Regions from separate parts of the Homo sapiens genome. Here region 2 is linked to region 1. A link is an interaction called in ENCODE POLR2A ChIA-PET data of the cell type or tissue named here. Cell type or tissue: Panc1. All regions are shown on one strand. Links, peaks and the distances in the headings refer to the core of each region. The heading gives the core; the rest is flanking DNA.

Evidence for each region. Peaks named below come from ENCODE experiments on the same cell type or tissue, not always from the same donor. Only the 100,000 strongest peaks of a DNase experiment are listed, where the experiment ranks them.
Region 2: POLR2A ChIA-PET joins it to region 1 with 6 read pairs; 2 of 35 experiments call an interaction of 5 or more read pairs at or near these places.

Annotation. Positions count from the first base shown.
Region 1 is chr6:140,304,636-140,310,185 of GRCh38, forward strand. No RefSeq gene overlaps it. Among named protein-coding and RNA genes, the nearest start is that of MIR3668, 100 kb to the left of the region's middle. In Panc1, for the core only: no CTCF peak of the experiment used is centred there; no DNase peak of the experiment used is centred there.
Region 2 is chr6:139,690,359-139,695,908 of GRCh38, forward strand. No RefSeq gene overlaps it. Among named protein-coding and RNA genes, the nearest start is that of FILNC1, 78 kb to the right of the region's middle. In Panc1, for the core only: no CTCF peak of the experiment used is centred there; no DNase peak of the experiment used is centred there; H3K27ac peaks cover 3,115 bases.

The DNA of each region.
Region 1 (5,550 bases), core at 772-4,771:
CATTATGAAGCCTTCATTAGTTTCTCTTTTCAAAGCCTCCATTACGTTTGCTCCCTTTCTTTTGTCAGTTACAGTTTGTATTGCAAACCAGCCACTTATGGACTTATTTCACCTGTCTTTGAACTGTAAGCTCCTTAGGGACAGAGCCTTGATATTATTATTTGTATTGCCTTATAGAAAGCTTTGCATGCAGTAGGCACACATTGGTACTCATTGAGTAAATGGTGTCATTCATATTAATTTAAATAATCATCACAATAATTAAAGGCTGGGGAAATCTATTATAGTGGAATAATTTAAAATTTTAAAATAAATAACCAGAATCCCTAAGAAACCATTTTTATTTGCTTGTTTGGTTAATTTGGCAACTACCTTTCTTAATATAGTTAAAGTATTGCTTTGTATAAAATATACACTTGAAATAATTAGTAAATAATCGTTAATGTTACAACTGAATGTATTAAAAATATATTAAACATATTTTAAAATAATCATAAAAGTCATACAGTAATAAAATTTTTAGATCAAATTGATTTTATATGATTTTAAAATTCAGGAATATTCAGAAAATCTTATTTAGCCAATACTTTTCTTCTGCAATTTTTACTTGGACTGATAGGAGCTAATCAAACATGTTTTATTAGATTATAAAAGTAGTATGAAGAAAAGGGAATTATACTAGAAATAGGACACTTGGCTTTTAATCTTTATTTTGTAATTAACTGGTGATGTGACTAGAGCAGTTACTTAACATCTCTGAGACACATATTACTAAAATGGAATGATGGTAGACTGATAGTCTATGGTTTTGCAAAGTGTGGATGTTGGTGAGTGAGGTAAAAGAATTGTCTTTGATACTAGCTGCAGTCTTCTGATGTATATAATAAATAATTAGAATAAGATGCAGAAAACAAAGCAAGTTTTACAAAGTGATTTTAATTCTAAATGGAAGTGATACAGTTGTTAAGATGTTTTATTCTTGAAAATGATGTGAAATTGGACTGGGCACAGTGACTTGTGCCTGTAAAGCCAGCACTTTGGGAGGCTGAGGCGAGTGGATCGCTTGAGCTCAGGAGTTAGAAACCAGCCTGGGCAACATCACAACAGCCCATCTCTAAAAAAAAAAATACCAAAAATTAGCCAGGTATGGTGGCATACAACTGTAGTCCCAGCTACTTGTGAGGCTGAGGTGGGAGGATTGCTTGAGCCTGGGAAGTTGAGGCTGCAGCAAGCCGTGATCACTCCATTGTACCCCAGCCTGGGTGACAAAATGAGACCCTGTCTCAAAAAATAAAAAAGGATGTGAAATTGGTTTTTTTGAACTTAGGATGAAACACCTACATACAACACCCAAATTACGAAAGAAATATTTGTAATTCTGATTTCTTTAACATAGGCTTCTCCATCATTTCCTCTGGGATGAACATAGCTTTTTTTTTTTTTTTTTTTAACAACTCAGCTACATGTACATCTTCCTCAGTGGAACAGTCATCCTCTAACAAGAGTTTCTATAATGTGAATGCACAGCAAACAATAGTCTCCTTAATTTCCATTATAAAAGTTTTATACCACCAGAAGTAAGACGATATAATATCTTTCAACAAATATCCCTGGAATAATTGCATATTCATATGCAAGCAAAAGAACTTCAATTTATACCTTGTATCATATACCAGGATTAATTCAAATTCAGTCATAATCCTAAATGTAAAATTTAAAATTAGAAAACTTCCAGAATAAAAAAACAGAATATTGTGTTAAGTAATATTTTTTAGATATAATATCAGAAGTATAATCCACAAAAAGACAAATTACTTACATTAATGTCGTTATAATTAAAAACTCCTGCTCTTCTATCGAGCAAATAAGAGAGAAACCACAGAATGGGAGGAAATATTTACAAATAATAAATTTGATAAAGGATTTGTGCCACCATATATAAAGATATCTCAAACTACACAGGAATACAACTCAGCAATAAACATAAATGAATTTGACACAAACTACAATGTTGATGAATCTCAGAATAATTAGTCTGAGTGAATGAAGCCGGGCAAAAAAGAATACCTACTAGATGATTCAATTTATGTAAAATTCTAGAAAATTTAAATTAAAATATGAGAACAGAAAACAGATCAGAGATTGCCTGAGGATGGGTGAGGAGTGGTGAGAAGTAAGAGCTACAAAAGAACATAAGGAAACATTTAAGAGAAATTAATATGTTCATTATCCAGATTGTGGTGGTTCCGTGAATGTGTACAGATGCCAAAACTTACCAAATTGCACATTCTTACTAAGTACGGTTAAGTACAGTAAATTGTACTCTAATAAAGCAATTAAACTTTTTATGAAGTGAATTTAAAACATAAGAAAACTTTTTAAAATTTCCTTACATATTTCAGCTCATTCTGATTACTCCTTGTACCATACTGTAACAAAGTTAATATTAAAAAACGGAACAAACCATAGTCCCTCACTTTAAAGAGCTCAAAACAGTGGAGCACTTCCACTTTTGACTAGCAGGCTAGTGAGCTAGGTGCTTTAAAAATGATATAATGCTACAATGAAAATAGATTCTAGATAAATTATAATTTGTTTCTTACCCAGAAACAATAGACTAGCACTCAATAGTGTAAAAAAAAAAACAAAAGGAAACATACAAATAGATAAATGAACACACAGATGAAAGTAGAGCCATGAGCTATAGATGACTTTAAAAGCATGAAGAGGTGGAGGCCAACCTTTGAGCCCCATGAATGGTTGAGAATACATACCTGAGAATCTTCAGTTTAAGTTGTGAACTTAAGACTCTTCCAACAGGCCTAGACCCTTGAAGAGAGTACCCCGATAGTGATGATATGGGGTAGAAAAAAAATCCACTAAAAAATAGATCTTACCAAGAAATTGGTAATTTTCAAGGTGACTACAGGGGAAAATATTAATAATTCTCTTTACAGAAAATTTATAGCTAGTAGCCTGCTCTCATACAGGTCTGGTGTTCAAATATTCGCTAATTATTTAGTCAGGGAAACCCCAAGCTTACATTGTGTTCCACAAAATATGTTCTCCCAATAAGAAAATACATTACCCAACATAGGAGGGAGTAAACCATCATAATTGAGCGTCAGAAGAACAATACACAATTTCTCATATTGAAATTACAAGGTAAACCGTAAGGAATTATTTTTCAAAAGTGTAAATTATAAAACATAGAATGAAAAATAACAAGGGTATTGGTAACTATTTAAAATAGGTAGATACTTTTCTAAAGAAATATATATTTTATATGCAAATATGCAATTAATAAACTGACAAGAAAATCAGTGGATGCATTGAATAACAGGTTACAGCCCCCTGAAAAAAGGAATAATAAGCTGAAAGATAAAACTGTATATCTCTTATAAATGATGACAGAGAAACAATAATATGGGGAATTTTTTAAAAAGTTGTGAGACTTAAAGGGTACATTGAGAAAGTTTGTCATATATCTAATGAGAATTCCAGAAAAATGAAGAGAATGGGAAGAACCAATATTCAAAGTGATAAATGCTGGAAATATTATATAACAAATAGAAGTATAGACCAAATATAAAAATCACTATGTATACCAAGCAGAAAGAAGTAAAAGAAATCTATATGTAGATACATGGAGGAGAAACTTCAAAATACAAAACAGAACAGAGAAGATCAAAATAAGAGGAAAAAGACCAACACACACATACAAGGGAAGGGTCTTCAAAAAATTCATGGAAAATTCATATTATGGAAAAACTAGGCATAGATTTCAAAAATTTTTTGCACTAAAATAAACTAATTCTAACTTGCTATAACTTATCTGAACAGGATCTAGTTTGATGCACCGAAAAGAATAAGGCATCAGTTTAAAAAGATCCCTTATCAGAGCTACATGAATTCTGCTAAAGTTGAAGCAAGAGCAAATATCAAATTTATGAAGCTTGAGCAGAAGAATGGTGCAATCATTGATGCCTTACAGAAAGTTTATGGGGACAATGCCCCAAAGAAATCAGAAGTTTACAAACGGATAATTCTTTTTTTTTTTCTTAATTTGTATTTTTAATAGAGACAGGGTTTCACCGTGTTAGCCAGGATGGTCTCGATCTCCTGACCTCGTGATCGGCCCTCTTCGGCCTCCCAGAGTACTGGGATTTCAGGCGTGAGCCATCGCGCCCAGCCAAACTCGTTTTTTTTTAAGTGACAAGAAGTTGAAGATCAAGTCCACATAGGCAGACCATCCACATTCGTTTACAAGGAAAAATTCATCTGATTTGTGCCTTAATTGAAGAGAACCAACAATGAACAGCACAAACAATAAATAACACCATTAGACATCTCAGTTGGCTTATGTTACACAATTCTGACTGAAAAATTAAAGTTGAACAAACTTTCTACTTGATGGAGCCAAAACTATTGGACCAGATCAGCTCTAGACAAGAGCAGAGCTTTCAATGAAAATTTTAAACAAGGGAAATAAAAATAATGAAGCATATCTTTAAAGAATTTTGAAAGAAGATTAAACAATGCTCTATAAGCATGATCATGATCCTGAACACAGAGCACAATCAAAGCAATGGCTACCAAGAAGTGGAAGTGGTCCAGGCAAAGCACAAGAGCAAAAGTCAAGAGTAAAGATTATGGCAAAAGTGTTTTGGGATGCTCAAGGTATTTTGCTTGTTAACTTCCTGAAGAACCAAAGAATAATAACATCTGCTTAATTATGAGAGTGTTTTTAGAATGTTAGCCTAGTGTTTAGCAAAGAATCTTCCAGGAAAGCTTCACCAGAATCTTTCTCTACCATGAAAATTCTCCTGCTCATTCCTCTCAAAAAAGGCAATTTTGCAAAAGTTTCTGTGGGAAATCATTAGGCATCCACATGGCAGTCCTGATTTGGCACCTTTTGACTCCTTTTTTTCCTTAAAAGTCTTAAAAAAAATATTTAAATGGCACCTGTTTTTCTTCAGTTAATAATGTATAAAAAGACTGCATTGACATGATGAAATTCTCAGGACCCTCAGTTCGTTAGGGATAGAATAAGTGTCTGATATCATGACTTATGAAATTGTCTTGACCCTGATGGACAATTATTAAGAACTTTATGTGAAGAAATAAAGTTTATATTTTTTATCTTTTAATTCAATTTTTCTATGAAAATTTTGAAGTTCTGTCATTTGTATGTATGTGTATACATATATGAATACAAATAAAATTTGAGTGACAGATGATTTTTCAACAGCCATGAACCAAGGTAGTAGTGTTCAAGTTATGTTCTGAGAAAAAAATGAAGTGCCAGCCTTGTATTGTATCCCTGTAATCTATCTTCAGAAAACAGAACAAAATACAATTATTTTCAGATAAAAATATATTAAGAGATCTGACCATAATGATACTCTTGAGAAAAAGCTTCTAAGGGGTGCACCTTATTAAAAAAGACAATGACCCTAAAAGTAGGAAAAAAGTTGGCAAATATATAATTAAATCCATGTAAATAGTCTCTGTAGGGTAATAAAAATAATGTCTACAAAGCAAAGAAAA
Region 2 (5,550 bases), core at 1,038-5,037, 610 kb before region 1:
CAGTGGAGTCAAGATTATGCCTGCATGTGAGTGGGTCTGAATACTCTTAGGTCTCGCTTTGTTGCCTAGGCTGGCTTCGAATTCCTGGGCTCAAGTGATCCTCCTGTCTCAGCCTCAAAAGTAGCTGGGACTACAGGTACATGCCACTGCACTCAGATTTTTAAGACTTCATTTGGAAATTACCACATCCAGTGTTTTAGTTACTGCCATTTTTTCTGGTAATGTAAAAAGGGAAGAAGCTGCTAACAAGGTCCATAAAGTGTTCATTTTTATTATTTAAAAATATTTAGTATTAAGTGCCTACTAAGTGACACTGTTAAGTCTCAGGCACTGTTCTAGAGATTTGGGATACATAAATGAACAAAACAAGAATCTCTGCTTTCTTAGAGCTTACATGACAGGTGTCACGTATCATACTCATCATGTACCACATGTATTTATGGTCCCTGTCAACATGCAGTTATGGCCTGTAATATATCTGGAGCATTTACACACCTGGGAAGGTTCTTATCCTCACATCCTCATAAGCTGGGGTAGTCAGACAATGGAAAGTGTGGGCTCCTGGCTCAACAGAAAACCATACTAGGAATATATGCTCAAATAAAACATTGCATATTTGGTGGCTACCTGTTTTGTGATACTTTTTGTGTTTAGCAGGCCTTCAGTGGTATATGTAATATCATACCCTCTTTATGTGACATTGTAGAAAATGTGTTTTGCATCTCAAATAATTGAGTTACAATTAAACATTTGGAACACATACATTGAAAATTGTGCACTGTATATGTACATCTACACAATGTATGAGTGTGTTTACTCAAGTGTAAACATGTAGTCACAGAAATATAGCAAAAGCAAGATAGAAGCTATTTATTAAACACATACTTATTGTGTACCTATTCTCTATAAACTTGGTGGTGGAGTCTTTCTCTTAGTGATAGAAATGAGAAATGCATAGTAGTTGGGTTGAAGAGTTTGTTTCAAAATCTGACTTTGATGTTTAGGATACAACTTGCTAGTTGTATAATCTTGAGGAAGTCATTTAACCTTTTGAGCTAATTTCCTTATGTGGAAATTTGGATACTAGCCTCTAAGTTATAGTACCTACCATTGTTAGGATGAAATAAGATGATATTTATGAATGGCACTGAGCTCTTAATAAAGGCTGTTTTTAAAAAGTAGAAACAGATCCTTCCTTAAATGAAGAATAAAACACATGCATCTATTACTCCTGTAAGAGACAGAAAGAGACACAGATAAATGGATGCTGGCTGATTATCAGGATGTGTGATGGACCAGGAGTGATGAAATTTGCTGGAGGAACAGACATTTGAGCAGAGTGGCATTTTTACATGAGAAGATGGATAAGGTTAGTCTAGACTGAAATAAGATCATGAGTGGCTGGGTGCGGTGGCTCACCCCTGTAATTCCAGTGCTCTGGGAGGCCGAGGCGGGTGGATCGCGAGGTCAGAAGTTCGAGACCAGCCTGGCCAACATGGTGAAACCCCGTCTTTACTAAAAGTACAAAAATTAGCCAGGCGTGGTGGCGCATGCCTGTAATCCCAGCTACTTGGGAGGCTGAGGCAGGAGAATCACTTGAACCAGGGAGGCAGAGGTTGCAGTGAGCCGAGACCGCACCATTGCACTCCTGCCTGGGTGACAGAGCGAGACTCCGTCTGAAAAAAAAAAAAAAAAAAAGGAAAATCAGTAAAGTGAGCTCTCATGTAGCACATACAGGGAAGTTTAAATAGTTTAGCCACCCTTGTGTACCCATCCTTTATGTTGAGAATATTATCTATGTCTTCTCAGTGTATGCTATGTGATTTAAGATACTAACTTTTGATCTGAGACTGCAGTCAGTTCACCCAATGACCAGACTCCAAAAGGAGGTGATTTTTGAACATTTAAATTCAGAAGAATTACCTGATTTCTAACTGTCAGTATCACATCTTTGCTCTTCACACTAATGGCATAATTTAACATACACATAACAATTAGTTTAAAAATGAAAAGTATTCCAAAATATTCATCAGAATGATAGACAGTCAACAATAATCCAACTTCTTAATGGTCTTAAGAGTTTGTAAAATATGCAATAAATTTACATGGTAACCTTATGGGCTAATTCCAGGCCCAATTCATCTTAGATACATGGAGTCCTCTTCTGCTTTCTTCTCCAGCCTCCTATGCCATGATCCCCACCTTCCCCTTCAACACACACACACAGACACAGACACACACACACCTCACTGGCCTCCAGCCACTCAAAGCTAGTCGGGGCTCCTGGGACTCATCTGACTTGTTCATGCTTCCATGGCTTTGCAAAGATTTCCTCTCTGCCTGGAATACCAGTCCACTCTCCCCTCTGCTAGCTTAAGGCACCAGCTTCTCTTTCCTGATCAGCTCAAATGCCCTGATGCTTAAAATGAAAATAGTTCTTTATTCTACCTCTGTACCCTAGTTTCAGCACTTGTCACCAAATACTGTCATTAAATTTGTTTCTGACCATCTTCCCTGTTATGTTATGAGATCCCTCAGGGAAAGGCTTATGTTTTAGAAAATTCTTACATAGCCTAGACTTATATAGTAGACATTTAGAAAATATTTATTAATTGAATAAATAAATGAAAAAGATTGAAATGATATGGGACCTGACATTTCTACACCCAGAGTAATTGAATTCAGTTAAGCACACACTATGGGATAAACCAACCAACGGGGAGAAACTAGGAGTGAGGATGAGGAGAAAAATGGGACAGTTCTGATTTGTCTTTTCCAGGCTATTTTGGAGAAAAATTATCCAACTCCTGAAAGAGTGAGTCTCGAATTGTGGCTGTATATTGGATTCACTTGGGGAGTTTATAAACATCCTTTATAAACAGGATGCCTTGGTCTCAGTTGTAGAGACTTTGATTTAATTGGTGTTCACTGTGGGCTGAGTGTTAGCTTCCCAGGTGATTCTCATGAACAGACAAAATAGTCTCACAGTCCTCATCACAGATTTTTCTTAGTACTTCTCTGAGAATGAAAGTAATGTGGGTAGCAACACTGTGGCATAGAGAGAGAGAGAGAGAGAGAGTGTGTGTGTGTGTGTGTGTGTGTGTGTGTGTGTAAAAAATTATGCAATTCCTAATCCTAGGTCAAGGAAGTGGATTAGTGGTATACAGGTTATAAAGGTGCTTTTGAATTTATTAATATTTTAAAATTTCAAAGTGCAAATCTAAAATAAATAAGAACGATGTTTATTAAGTACATTTATAAGTAGCCCACCCAAAGAAGTCATTTTAAAGTCAAATTCTCCTGTCAGTGAGTTTTCAAAGTCATTTAGCTTTTGCTTGAAAGTTGATTCATTTTTAAGCTTCTAATTTTGGGCTAAATAAACACACAAGTAGATTATCTAGATAATTGAAGCCAAACCTATTTTAGACTCTAATTATCCCCACTACTTCAGGTGAAAGTGAGCCTTTACTTTGAATTACTTAGCTAATTGAGGACAAAGCACAGTTTTGGTCTGCTTTCTCTGGATAATTGACAAGTATCATTGCAGCTTTAATGTCTTCATTTTCTGGAGGAACCTGTAGGTGACACATTGTTGTGATGGGAATGTCAGCTTATAGCTAGCTAGTACTAATGCTTCATGATCTGGAGTTTTTCTGAAATATAAGAAGGGAATTTATACAATTAAATCGTGAAAAGTTGCTTTTAAACAAGAACATTGGTTGCATGATCCTATATTCCAATCCTTGATCCAGTTGAATACTTTGGGCCTCATCCAAGATTGCCCAGAACCAATGATGGGCTCTGATTCTCTTCCCCTCCACCAAAGCCTGAAATCTCTTGGCATCAAGACTAGGTTTAAACTGAATCAAAGGCTGGGGACTGAGATGCCCCGACAGGACAGAATTATTTTTATTTCTATTGTTGTGTCAATGTGGAATGTATGAGAACATTTTTTTTCTTTATTTAAACTTTTCACATGGTAGGAAAAGTCTGTTGGAGCAACAGTCCTCATTTCAAAGGTCATTAGTGTGCAGAGTATTTTCTTTCTTTACTGTACTCTCCACAAAAGGGACAAAAAGCCATGAGAACTTGTTGTATGTTCTGCTATCCTTAGAATGCAGTAGAGAGTAGACCCATCTTGGACCCTGTCTATGATAAAAACATTTGGAGATCCTTATTATTATAATTGTAAGGTTCTGAGGAGTATGGCAATCTTTGAGTGGAAACAAATACAAAAGAGAAGTAGATATTTGTGGGAACAATTCACATCATAGCACAAACTGCTAAATATATTCTTAGAACTGATGATACTTTAATAAAAGTCTAGTAATACCATCTGAAACTGTATTTTTAAATATTATTTTATTTAAATACACTTCCATATGTCTTCTCTAAATTCAGTATAAAAATAGGAACTGATGTAGGTTGTTTGCTCTTGTGTAGTTATCTTCAAAATTAGCTATTTTTTATCCCCATTTACTAAAAAATAATGACTCACCAAGAAGTGTGCAATCCATAGCTACATAAATTGAAATGAGATCTTTTAAGACATCATCCTCAGCTTATTGATGTTGTGGTTATATTAATAAGTTCGCTAATATTTCAAGGCTTTCAGTCCCTTTGGGTTTTCCTGTGTATGTCTCCAAGAGCTTGGCTAATGTGGCTTGTTCCTGAGAAATGAAGGCAGTCTTGGTTTTTGTAATCTTCCTTCTGGTTTCTGAGACCTTCTGAGTACCTCTCCCTCTTCCCCTTAAAGATAACTAATCCCATTTAAGAAATCAATATGGGTGATGTGAGTCTAAGAGTGGTTAGGTTAAGGACATTAAAACCAGAGAAAACCCTTTCACTTTCCCGTAACACCCCCTATGTTAATTTAAAGTCAAAGTTAGGAAAGAGTCCAGAGTCATCTGGGCCGATCATCATACTGTTGGTGCCCATGGGTCGCCTTAAAAGAAAACCCTTTGGTAGCATTTTCCAGTTTGTTTTTAAGGAAATGGGGCTTTGAAAATAGTGATTCCAGATACATCTGTGGGAGCTTGTACACGGGTGGTGAGTGATGGGCTAGTGATTATGATAAAAGCTAATTTACTGAGTAAACTGTGATAGATACTTTTCAAAGCACTTTATATGCATTGACTCTTTAATCCTCATAACAACCTTATGAGGCAGGTACTATTATAATCCTTATTTTACAGATGAGGAAAATGAGAGGTTAAGTAAATAGCCCAAGGTCAACAGTGAGTAAATGCAAGAGATGGAATTCAAACCATAGTATCTGCTTTTCAGCACTTTACAGTGCTATTACTATGCCATGCTATGCTTTTCTAGAAGAAGACAGACTATTTTAGTTACTGGAAATAAGAATATTTTTCAGAGGTCTTATTTATGGTACAGCTGTCTGTGTAAAACCTGACACCCAAGGACACTTTAAAGCTCTCTATGTGATTATCTGACATCAAAGCATTGTAACCCCATAGGAACACTGAAAGTTGAGGAATTGCATTGAAAAATTAGAATCCGTATGCAGCAATACGAAGGTTTTTACTTTAT